Regions from separate parts of the Homo sapiens genome. Here region 1 is linked to region 2. Evidence: chromatin loops called from intact Hi-C (ENCODE). Cell type or tissue: breast epithelium. All regions are shown on one strand.

Evidence for each region. Peaks named below come from ENCODE experiments on the same cell type or tissue, not always from the same donor. Only the 100,000 strongest peaks of a DNase experiment are listed, where the experiment ranks them.
Region 1: it touches region 2 in a loop (20-fold over the local background); 1 of 110 quality-filtered maps calls a loop at or near these places.

Annotation. Positions count from the first base shown.
Region 1 is chr7:133,330,377-133,335,376 of GRCh38, reverse strand. The region is part of intron 5 of EXOC4 (exocyst complex component 4); the gene reads right to left. Among named protein-coding and RNA genes, the nearest start is that of MIR6133, 42 kb to the right of the region's middle. In breast epithelium, no CTCF peak of the experiment used is centred here; no DNase peak of the experiment used is centred here.
Region 2 is chr7:132,392,170-132,397,169 of GRCh38, reverse strand. The region is part of intron 3 of PLXNA4 (plexin A4); the gene reads left to right. Among named protein-coding and RNA genes, the nearest start is that of PLXNA4-AS1, 42 kb to the right of the region's middle. In breast epithelium, no CTCF peak of the experiment used is centred here; a DNase peak (open chromatin) is centred at 3,020; H3K27ac peaks cover 492 bases; H3K27me3 peaks cover 280 bases.

The DNA of each region.
Region 1 (5,000 bases), 940 kb before region 2:
GTTGGTGGAGGTGGACAAAGAGGAGTTGTTTAATGGGCACACAGTTCCAGCTTTGCAAGATGAGATATTTCTGGAGATTGGCTGCACAACAGTGTGAATATACTTAACACCACTGAACTGTCTACTTAGAAATGGTTGACACAGTAAATTTTATGAGTTTTTTAAAACATTAAAAAAAATTTTTAAGCTATAAACAAAAAGATCCCATACATATGGGCTTACCTTTTGATTGAGCTATCCCTCTTCTAGAAATTTAACGATACACCTCCAACAACATGAAAATGCACGTGCATGTTATTTATTCCACCATTGCCTGATGGCAAAATACTGAAAACAATCTAAATACTCACACAAAAGAGAGTGGTTACAATAGCAAAGACATGAAATCAACCTAAATTCCCAACGATGACAGACCAGATAAAGAAAATGTAGTACATATACAACATGAATACTACATCACCGAAAAAGAACGAGATCATGTCCTTTTGCAGGGACATGGATGGAGCTGGAGGCCATTATCCATAGCAAACTAACGCAGGAACAGAAAATCAAACAACACATGTTCTCAACTAATGAGTAGGAACTAAATGATGAGAACACATGGACATATAGAGGGGAACAATGCACACTGGGGCCCATTGGAGGGTGGAGAGTGGAGGGTGGAGGGTGGGAGGAGGGAGAGAATCAGAAAAAATAACTAGTGGGTACTAGGCTCAATACCTGAGTGATGAAATAATCTATACAACAAACCCCCATGACACACATTTACCTATGTAACAAACCTGCACATGTACCCCTGAACTTAGAGTATAAAAAAGAGCAACAACAGAGAGTGGTTGACCTATGATAAATCAACCCAACAGAGTACTATGCAGATATAAAAAGAACATTGAAGAATAAGCAGAATCTCCATGAACTAATACAGAATGATTTCCAGGATATATTGTAGAGTGAAACAGCAAAGTATAAAGGAGTATCTATAGTATCCTTACCCTTCATGGAAGAGAGAAAGGATTTAAGAAAAGATATATTTAACTCCTTGCTTTTGCAAAAAGAATTACAGGAAGGATAAAGCAGAAATGAATGTGACTGATGACCTATAGGGATAGACGGAAAAAATAGGAAGGAAACTGGGAATGGGATAAAAGATAGAGATGGAAAAGTGACATTGCCTGAGTGCTTTGTGTTATAGTTCAGATGCTTACAACATGATAATGCTTCCGATGTACCCCCACAATAAATAATTAAAATCAACTGAGATCTAGGAGAACTCAAATGAAATAAAAACAGTAACAAATGAACCTAAAAGTATTGCAAATAAATAACATAACCATAAGTGAGTGGGTTGGGGTCGAAAAGAACTAACCTAAGTAACTGGATTTTGACTATTTTGACTAAATATTATAAGCCTTCTAATATGCAAATTGAACTGCACACAAACATTGTACTCAAGTTTATAGATTTGTTTTTCACTGCCGTGAATTGTTTTTCATTGGTTAGCAATTGTAAAATGATTTCATGTATATACTGGGATTACAAAAATGAGTTGCTTGTTACAAGAACCAGGTTTCTCACTATTGAAAAGAGCTAGAAATAAGGAAAGAAGGCTCAGCTGAACTGCAGTGGTTGACATGGATTTGGAGTTGAACTCATGTTTTACTCATATATACACATGGTTAGAAATAAACAGATACAGAAATAAATAGATACAGATCTATGTAGAAATACATACAGAAATAGATACATATAGATGTATATGTTTCTGTCTATACATGTGTATGGTGTACACACATATACACATGTAATATACATAAGCATGCACATACATATCTCCTAGCTCTGTCAGCTAAGAGGGACTACAGCAACATTACACCAGCAGCAATGTGTTCAACTAGAATACAAATCTAGGTTTCAAAATATCACTCTCCAATAAAAAAAAAACCAGATCTCCTTAGAGAAATGGTTAATTCCAAGGCAAAGGGAGGGGAAGTACAAGATGAGTCTGAAATGTCTTGTGGTACCAGAATGTAAGGAAGTTTTCAACAATGGATGGGGACATGTTAAAACAACCTAGGAACCAACCTGAAGGAGCTACCAGTGGCCAAATTTGGGACAATTTGAGCAATAAGATAAATAATGACAGTACCTGATTACAAGTCATAGAACAAAGTAAATATCCATAAATTTTTACTGATTTAAACAATTAATGAATATAGAAATACATGAAGAAGACACAGCTCTTCATCACAGTAGAATTCTATTAGTAAATGAAAAAAGAATGACAGAAAAAGAAAATCATGATTTGGCCAACGCCTGATAATTGCTATAGGCAAGAATAATAATCATACCTTGGAATGTGTACTGCACTTGAAATATTAAAGAAAAATAGACATTTGATAACTTTAAAATAGCTCTGTAGCAAAGTAGGTGCTAAAAATTAAGGTTAAAATCTAAAAGAACAAAAATATAATCTATAACTTCCCACCCAGAAGGGTAAATAACCAGTCAAAAATGAAAAGGAAATATCATACTTGATGACATTTTAGAACCATTTCCATTAAGGGCAAGACTCACACTATTGCCTCTACCATTCAAGTTATATGATAGGTTCCCAGCTATGCAAAAATTAAAAACAAATAAACAAAAAGAGGGCAAATAACTGTTGAATCTTTACAAAAAGGAGACAACACTGCCTTAACTGCAGACACTGACTGTTTACATACAAAATCCAGGAAAATATACAAATATATTTTTTCAAATATTCTATTAGAATTTTGAAAATAATGCAACAAAATTGGTAGATACAAGATCTCACCTCACTGCAACCTCTGCCTCCCAAGTTCAAGAGATTCTCCTGCCTCAGCCTCCTGAGTAGCTGGAATTACAGGCACGCACCACCATGCCCAGCTAATTTTTGTATTTTGGTCACCATGTTGGCCAGGATGGTCTCGATCTCCTGACCTCGTGATCTGCCCACCTTGGCCTCTCAAAGTGCTGGGATTACAGGCATGAGCCACTGTGCCCGGCCTCCAAATTCTTAAGATATATATAAAGTCTCAGAGCAACACTTTATGGAATAAAATGCACATCAAGAAAATAGCAGCATAAAAATCATTTAATTTGTGTTCTCTTTAGGTTTTTACTGCTTAACCTATGCTTGTACCCAAAAGAAAAGAACTAAGAAGTCCAGTTTCATTATAGTCATATTCACGAAATCCCAGCAGAAGCATGAATAAAATGAATAAAGAGGCCACAAATGAAATGCCTGTGTTCCCTGGGAGTAACTACTCAGTCAAAATGTTCCAAAGGCAGTTTGCCAAATGAAAAGACATACTGGGAGTCCAAAAGCTTAAACCAACATTTTACTACAATTATTGGCTTTTCTCCACACTTCTCCCATCCTTCTACCTAAGTTATAGTTGAACTACTACATCTAAATTAGACATTAGTTTCTCTGTGCATTACAAAATACTGTGACTGAGGAGAATAAGAGAAAGGCTTGCAAAATACATGCCCTACATATTTAGACTGGGAACAGCATGAGGCCAGGCTCCAACAATTATCATCTTGGTTGAACCTGGACCAACCACTCAACCTTCCTGCATTCAGCTTCCGTATCTGTAAAGTGATTGTAAAGATAATACCTCACTTTGGGAGGCCGAGGCGGGCGGATCACAAGGTCAGGAGATAGAGACCATCCTGGCTAACACGGTGAAACCCCGTCTCTACTAAAAATACAAAAAATTAGCCGGGCGAGGTGGCGGGCGCCTGTAGTCCCAGCTACTGGGGAGGCTGAGGCAGGAGAATGGCATGAACCCCAGGGGGCGGAGCCTGCAGTGAGCCGAGATTGCGCCACTGCACTCCAGCCTGGGCGACAGCGAGACTCCATCTCAAAAAAAAAAAAAAAAAAAAAAAGAAAAAAGAAAGAAGATAATACCTGATTAACCAGAATATAAGTAGTTTTTCATATATTTCTTAGCATTGGATTCCCCTTATGCAAACTGTTCATAATTTTGCCTATTACTCTATTAGCTTGTTTTATTGATTTATAGAGATTCTTTACATATTCTAGATACTTAATCTCCATCAGATAAATGCCAATTTTTCCACGGACAGGGACTTGTCTGTGAATTGCAAATTATTTGCTCAGTTCTTTATTATGTCATTTCTTTTCTTCATTAATATGTAGGAAAGCTAAGCGGATGCTAATCATTTTTCTTTTAATGGATTCTTGCTTTTGCCAACCTGTGCCTTGACTTTGCATTTTATAAGTAAATGTTTTATATCTGATCGCACTTAAATTTAATGATCTAAATATAATAATTGTAACAGTAATCACATAGTACCTGCCCTAACTACGTCATAGGCCTGTTGCATCATTTAAATGATATATTTTGCAAACTATAACTTATAAACTATTATTTAAAAAAAAAAAAACCTCTCACAGAAAAGTCACCCACAGATTGCTGGCAAGATGGCCGAATAGGAACAGCTCCGGTTTGCAGCTCCCAGTGAGATCGACGCAGAAGAAGGGGGATTTCTGCATTTCCAACTGAGGTACCCGGTTCATCTCACTGGGACTGGTTGGACAGTGGGTGCAGCCCACCAAGGGCGAGCCAAAGCAAGATGGGATGTTGCCTCACCCAGGAAGCACAAGGAATTCTCTCCCCCTACCCAACAGAAGCTGTGAGGGACTGTGAGGGACTGTGAGGGACTGTGAGGGACTGTGCCGTGCCGTGAGGAACAGTGCACTCCGGACTAGATACTGAACTTTTCTCACAGTCTTTGCAACCCACAGACCAGGAGATTCCCTCCAGTGCCTACACCACCAGGGCCCTGGATTTCAAGCACAAAACTGGGCAACCATTTGGGCAGACACTGAGCTAGCTGCAGTTTTTATTTCCAAACCCCAGGGATGCTTGGAACACCAGCAAGACAGAACCGTTCACTCCCCTGGAAAGGGGTGCTGAAGCCAGGGAGCGAAGTTCTGGCTCAGTGGG
Region 2 (5,000 bases):
GCTGGTTCCTGCGCTTTTATCTTCTAGTATTTGTAAAATTTTGGGGAAGGCTGAGATGCGGAGAAGGCTTTTAGCCTAAAATGGATGGCTGGGTATCCCTGCAGAGAATGCGGGTGGTGTGATGTCCCCAGCCCCCATCCCTGTGCCAGCTGTCAGAGTGGCAGGTGTCTGGGTCTGGATCTTGGGGCAGGATTTCCCTAGGCCCCAGGCAGGTGTGGGGCAGGGCCGCCCCTGGAGGCTCTATTTCCCACACCAAGGCAGGGTCTTTCCCTAAAGAAACGAGCATCCTGCTTCACTCTGGAGAGGGTGCACTGCACCGTGGTTAAGAGTGCACAGGCTTTGGGAGAAGCCTCCTGAGGTTCAAAGTCTGGCCCTGCTGGCCAGGCGCGGTGGCTCACACCTGTAATCCCAGCACACTGGGAGACTGAGGCAGGTGGATCACTTGAGGCCAAGAGTTTGAAACCAGCCTCATCTCATGGTGAAGCCCCGTCCTCTACCAAAAATACAAAAAATTAGTCGGCCATGGTTGCACACACCTGTAATCCCAGCTACTCAGGAGGCTGAGGCATGAGAATTGCTTGAACCTGGGAGGCGGAGGTTGTAGCAAACTGAGATTGTGCCACTGCACTCCATACTTGGTGATAGGGGTTGACTGTCTCAAAAACAAACAAAAAAAATAAAAAACCCAAAACCCAAGTCCAGCCCTGCCACTAATCAGTTGTTCGACCTTGGACATGCTACTTAACCTCTCTGTGGCTTAGCTTCCTTATCTATCAAGTGTGGATAAAAATAGTGCTTATCTTACAGTGCTGTTGTGAAAATTAGAGTTAATTTATATGAGTGCTACATATGTGTTGGCTATTCTTCATCTCTTTCCGAAACTTCCATAGATACCTAGGGAACCTGCAGCTCTCCCCATTCCCTTTATGAACTCCCCAATTTTCAAAGCATGGCATACTCTTCAGTATCTGTACTGAGTCTCCAGAGTCCTTTCTGCCCATCCATTGTGGGGATATCCCAGGGGGCTGGCTGAAGGCTTTCTCTTGATGTGATCACTTTGACCACAGCTCCTCATCTCTAGGGTACATTTGCCTTACCCCTACTTTTGTTCAGCTGTGTGTCCCAGGAAGTCCCCAGGCAACATCACTGTCTATCTCCAGTGAGGCTTAAAGGACCAGAAATTTATATCTCACCAAACTATGGCAGCTCTTGGGATACCAGTTGCCCATATTTTGTGAGAAAACAAAATACCCCCAAACAGTGAAAGCTTTCTGTGTCTTGAACATGTGTACAGGCATAGGTATAATGGGAGAAACTCTAATTTGGAATCAGGCTGCTAACTGGCTTCATCATTTGTTTCCCGGCCATGGGGATCCTGGTCATTCCTTCTAGAGCAAGTGGTCATGGATTGCACTTGCATCTGGACTTCTTGCTTTTTCTGGGCGGCAAAGAAAATCAAGTAATACTCTCCCCTCTCTCCAAGAGGCTAATTGAGGCTCCCAGCTTCCAGGCTGTTTGCCTATCAGAGGCTGCCTGCATGGGTGCCAGGGTTTAACTGGCTGCTGCTTCCCCCTGGTTCTGCCCAGCAGCATGTCAGGGGCCACATGGCCAGACATGAGATGCACAGGTGGGACGCACGTGCCAGCCTGCCTGCAATACTTCAAATAGGACTTTGTGCCCCCACTCAGTGCTGCATCATCAAATTTATCTGGCCGACACCCTCTCTCAGCAGGACTCTCTCTGGGGTCCCTCCCAAGGTTTCCATTGATTTCTTCCTCTCACAGGGCCTCAGACTCTAAAGAAAGTGCTTATTCATCTTGTCCCCACTCCTCATCTTCCTTTCTGCCTGAATGGTCACCAGCCAGCCCCTTGTCCTCAGCCATGCCAACTAGCCCCCATAAAACCCATGGTCCTGTCATCCTGCAACAGCCTCAAACCAGTGATTTCTAGGAGCCTGGAGGGCAGGCTGTGACTTCCACTCCAGTCCAGACCTACACCTGAATGCCTAATTGAGTGTTTCCCCCATTATTTCCAGGTGTGAAAAGTGGGTTATTTGGCCAATGGCTCCCCTAGCTGTTTATCAGCAGCTGTGGTGGCTACCCATTTGCTGTAAGGCTGCAGAGAGATGCAGCTTCACTTTCGCTGGAGTGTGCAGCCACACCTGCCCCGGAAAGGCAGGACTACATCTGCATGTGATGAGGCCCAGGATCCCTGAAGGCTGAGAATCCCCAGGGCTGGTCCCACGGCTCACCTGACTGGTGGATCAGAGCCACAGATGGCCTCAGAGAATTCTGGCGAAGCAGAGAGATTTTTTTAGTGCGGGAGGAAGGGCAGGAGCTCAGAGCAGGACTGCACATGCAGTGGGTGGACCAGCAGCTTCCTCATGACTAGAATCCCAGGGCAAGGACAGTGGGAAAAAGTGGGGAAAGGTTCTTCATAGATTCTCATGATTTCTTCCTGGGTCATTCATGGCCCTGGCCTCACATTAACTCAGTTTTAATTGCATGTTGCGTGCGATGTGACTTCTAAAAGATGGCTAATCTTAGCCCAGAGAGGTGAAGGAATTTACCCAACATCACACAGTAGGTTAACAACAGAGCAGAAGTGAAAACCCAGTTTTCCTTTCTTTTAAAGCAGTATTTGCACTTCTGACAGCTAGAATCACAGACTCAGACAACAGGGACACCTAGGGTCAGAGAGGTGAAGTGACTTGCCCAAAGTCATATAGCCTATTTGTGGCAGAGCTGGGACTAGAACCCAGGTTCCTAACTCTTAATCTAGTGTTTGTTTCACTTCTCACTCCTGATCACATTCTCTGGTCCCTTCACCTGCTCCCCTCATTAGCTAGGGAGGAGGGACCCTCCTAGGGACTGGCATCTGCTGGTGCCATCTGCACCAAATCGGCTTGGGTGTCTCGAGGGGGTAGGACAGAGGCAGCTCTACTGGCTGGGCCCCGCTTCAGAGGAAACTCGGCTCCATCCCGGCCCAGGGGCTGTATGCAAGAGCAAGCTTTGCATGAGCACAAACTGTTCCCTTCCCCCTCTCCCATGTATCCTGGGTCTTGGCCAGGGCTTGGAGAAAAAAAGAAATCTGGATGGCTGCTAGCCAGGCAAACTCCCAGGCTGTCAGAGGATTGGGGAAGGTCAGGCAGAGATGCCAGTTAATACGAAAAAAAAAAAAAAAAAGAGGGTGGGGTGCAAATTAGTGGTCTGTGTCTCAATACCACTGTGCCTGGAATCTCTAATAAGTCTTGTCGTAAGTTGGCAGAAAAGCCTGGATTGTTACACAGCCCCGCTTCTGAGTCAAGCCTGGGCTCTGCTGCCATGGTCTGAAGATGGCTTAGTGTCCTGGTGCCGCCCCGCTCTGCTAGTTTCATCCAGGCTGAACTTCAAGCCTCTAAATGTCCAGTTTCTCTCTTACATGGAATCAGGGGCCTCTTCTGTGGATTCCCACCATCCTCTCCACTTCCCTTGCCATGTCTACTTACTCTTTTGTCTCTCCTCCTAGCCTAGGAGTTTCTAGAGAGCCGGGACTATGTCTTGCTGCACTCTGCATTCTCAGTGCTTAGCACAGTGTTGTGTAGTGTCATGCTTACTAAATATTTCTCAGATGAATGAATGAATGAATGTTTAGCTAACAAAAGTAGGACTTGAGTGATGAGCTTGTTGGGAGGAAGGGTGCTCCCATGATAATCAGCCATGCCCAAATCCAGGTTCATATGTGGGGCTGTTTGCTCTTGACTCCTTAGTTTGACACCCAGGTTAAAGCCAATACAGCCTCTCTGGATCATGGGTTCTTGAGGGTACCATGATCAAGGTACCCATTCACTGCCTTAGGTGCTGGGCTGATAATCAGATGAGAGACACAGTCTGGCAGGGGAGTGGGATTTATCACCCTCTGTAGGAGCCTAGAATGGGGAGTGGGAGAGTCTTCTTGGGTGGGTGGGGCTGGGGTCAGTGGTGGTGGTGGTGGGGGGGGGTGTTGGGGGTCAATGTTGCTGATAGAGAAGGTAAGCATGAGCTAGGCCTTGGAGGATAAGTGAACATTTCCAGCGAAAAGGATGAGGAACAGCATGAGAAAATTCGGAGGAGGAAACTGACAATTGGTATAATAAAACTGTAATAGTTTTATTTGGCTGGGGCATGGGGTAGGGTGGGATGGGGTAAGGCGTGGCTGCAGAGGAAGCTGTGAAGCGCCTTCGTGCCAACCGGAGGAGGTCCTCTGCTGCAGGGCCTGGGTGCTCAGATGGACACAGGGAGGCGGCATCTCCTAGGGCTCCTGGGTTTTGTGAATGATCACGCCTGTTTTGTCTCCTGGCCAGCCTGGGGCTCAGCAGGACTCCAGTGTCTGTGTCTACTCCCTGGTTTGAGATGCCTGGACCTGCACAATGACCAGGATGGCTGTGGCTCACAGGATTGCTGTAGCCTCCAACAGCGGCCCATCCTCCCCAGGACAACCTAGGCGAGGCTGAAGCCTGGCTGTTGCCACAGTAACTGTGAAACAGGGCATACAGCAATGCGCGATGCTCAGCTCTGCGCCACACCTCACTGTAGAAGAGCACTGAGGCCAGACAGTGACTGCCAGAGCCTCTGGGGCACTCGGCTACCTGCCTGGAGCATCACCTGCCAGGGGTGAGCCTCCTGCCAGCTTGGAGTATCATGACTGTGAACCCAGGAGACCTGGGAAACTCAGGGAGTGGCAGCCCTGGAAAGATTGTGAGGACAGATTGGGAGAAACAGTGTCCGCACTTTTCAGAGAGTGAGTCTGAAAGACAGGCTGGGGCCTCCTGATAGCAGGTGCACATTTACAGACTACAAGAAGGTTAGTTAGCTTTGTTCCCTCCATGATGCCCTTCCATTCCTTCATTTCTTCATATATACTCTTGTTAATGTAATAAATATTTATCGAGGGCCCATCATGCCCTTGGCACATAGATGCTGCCCTCCAGGAACTTATGTTCTAGTAGGACAGAAATATCAATGAGTAATTCCCATGCACAC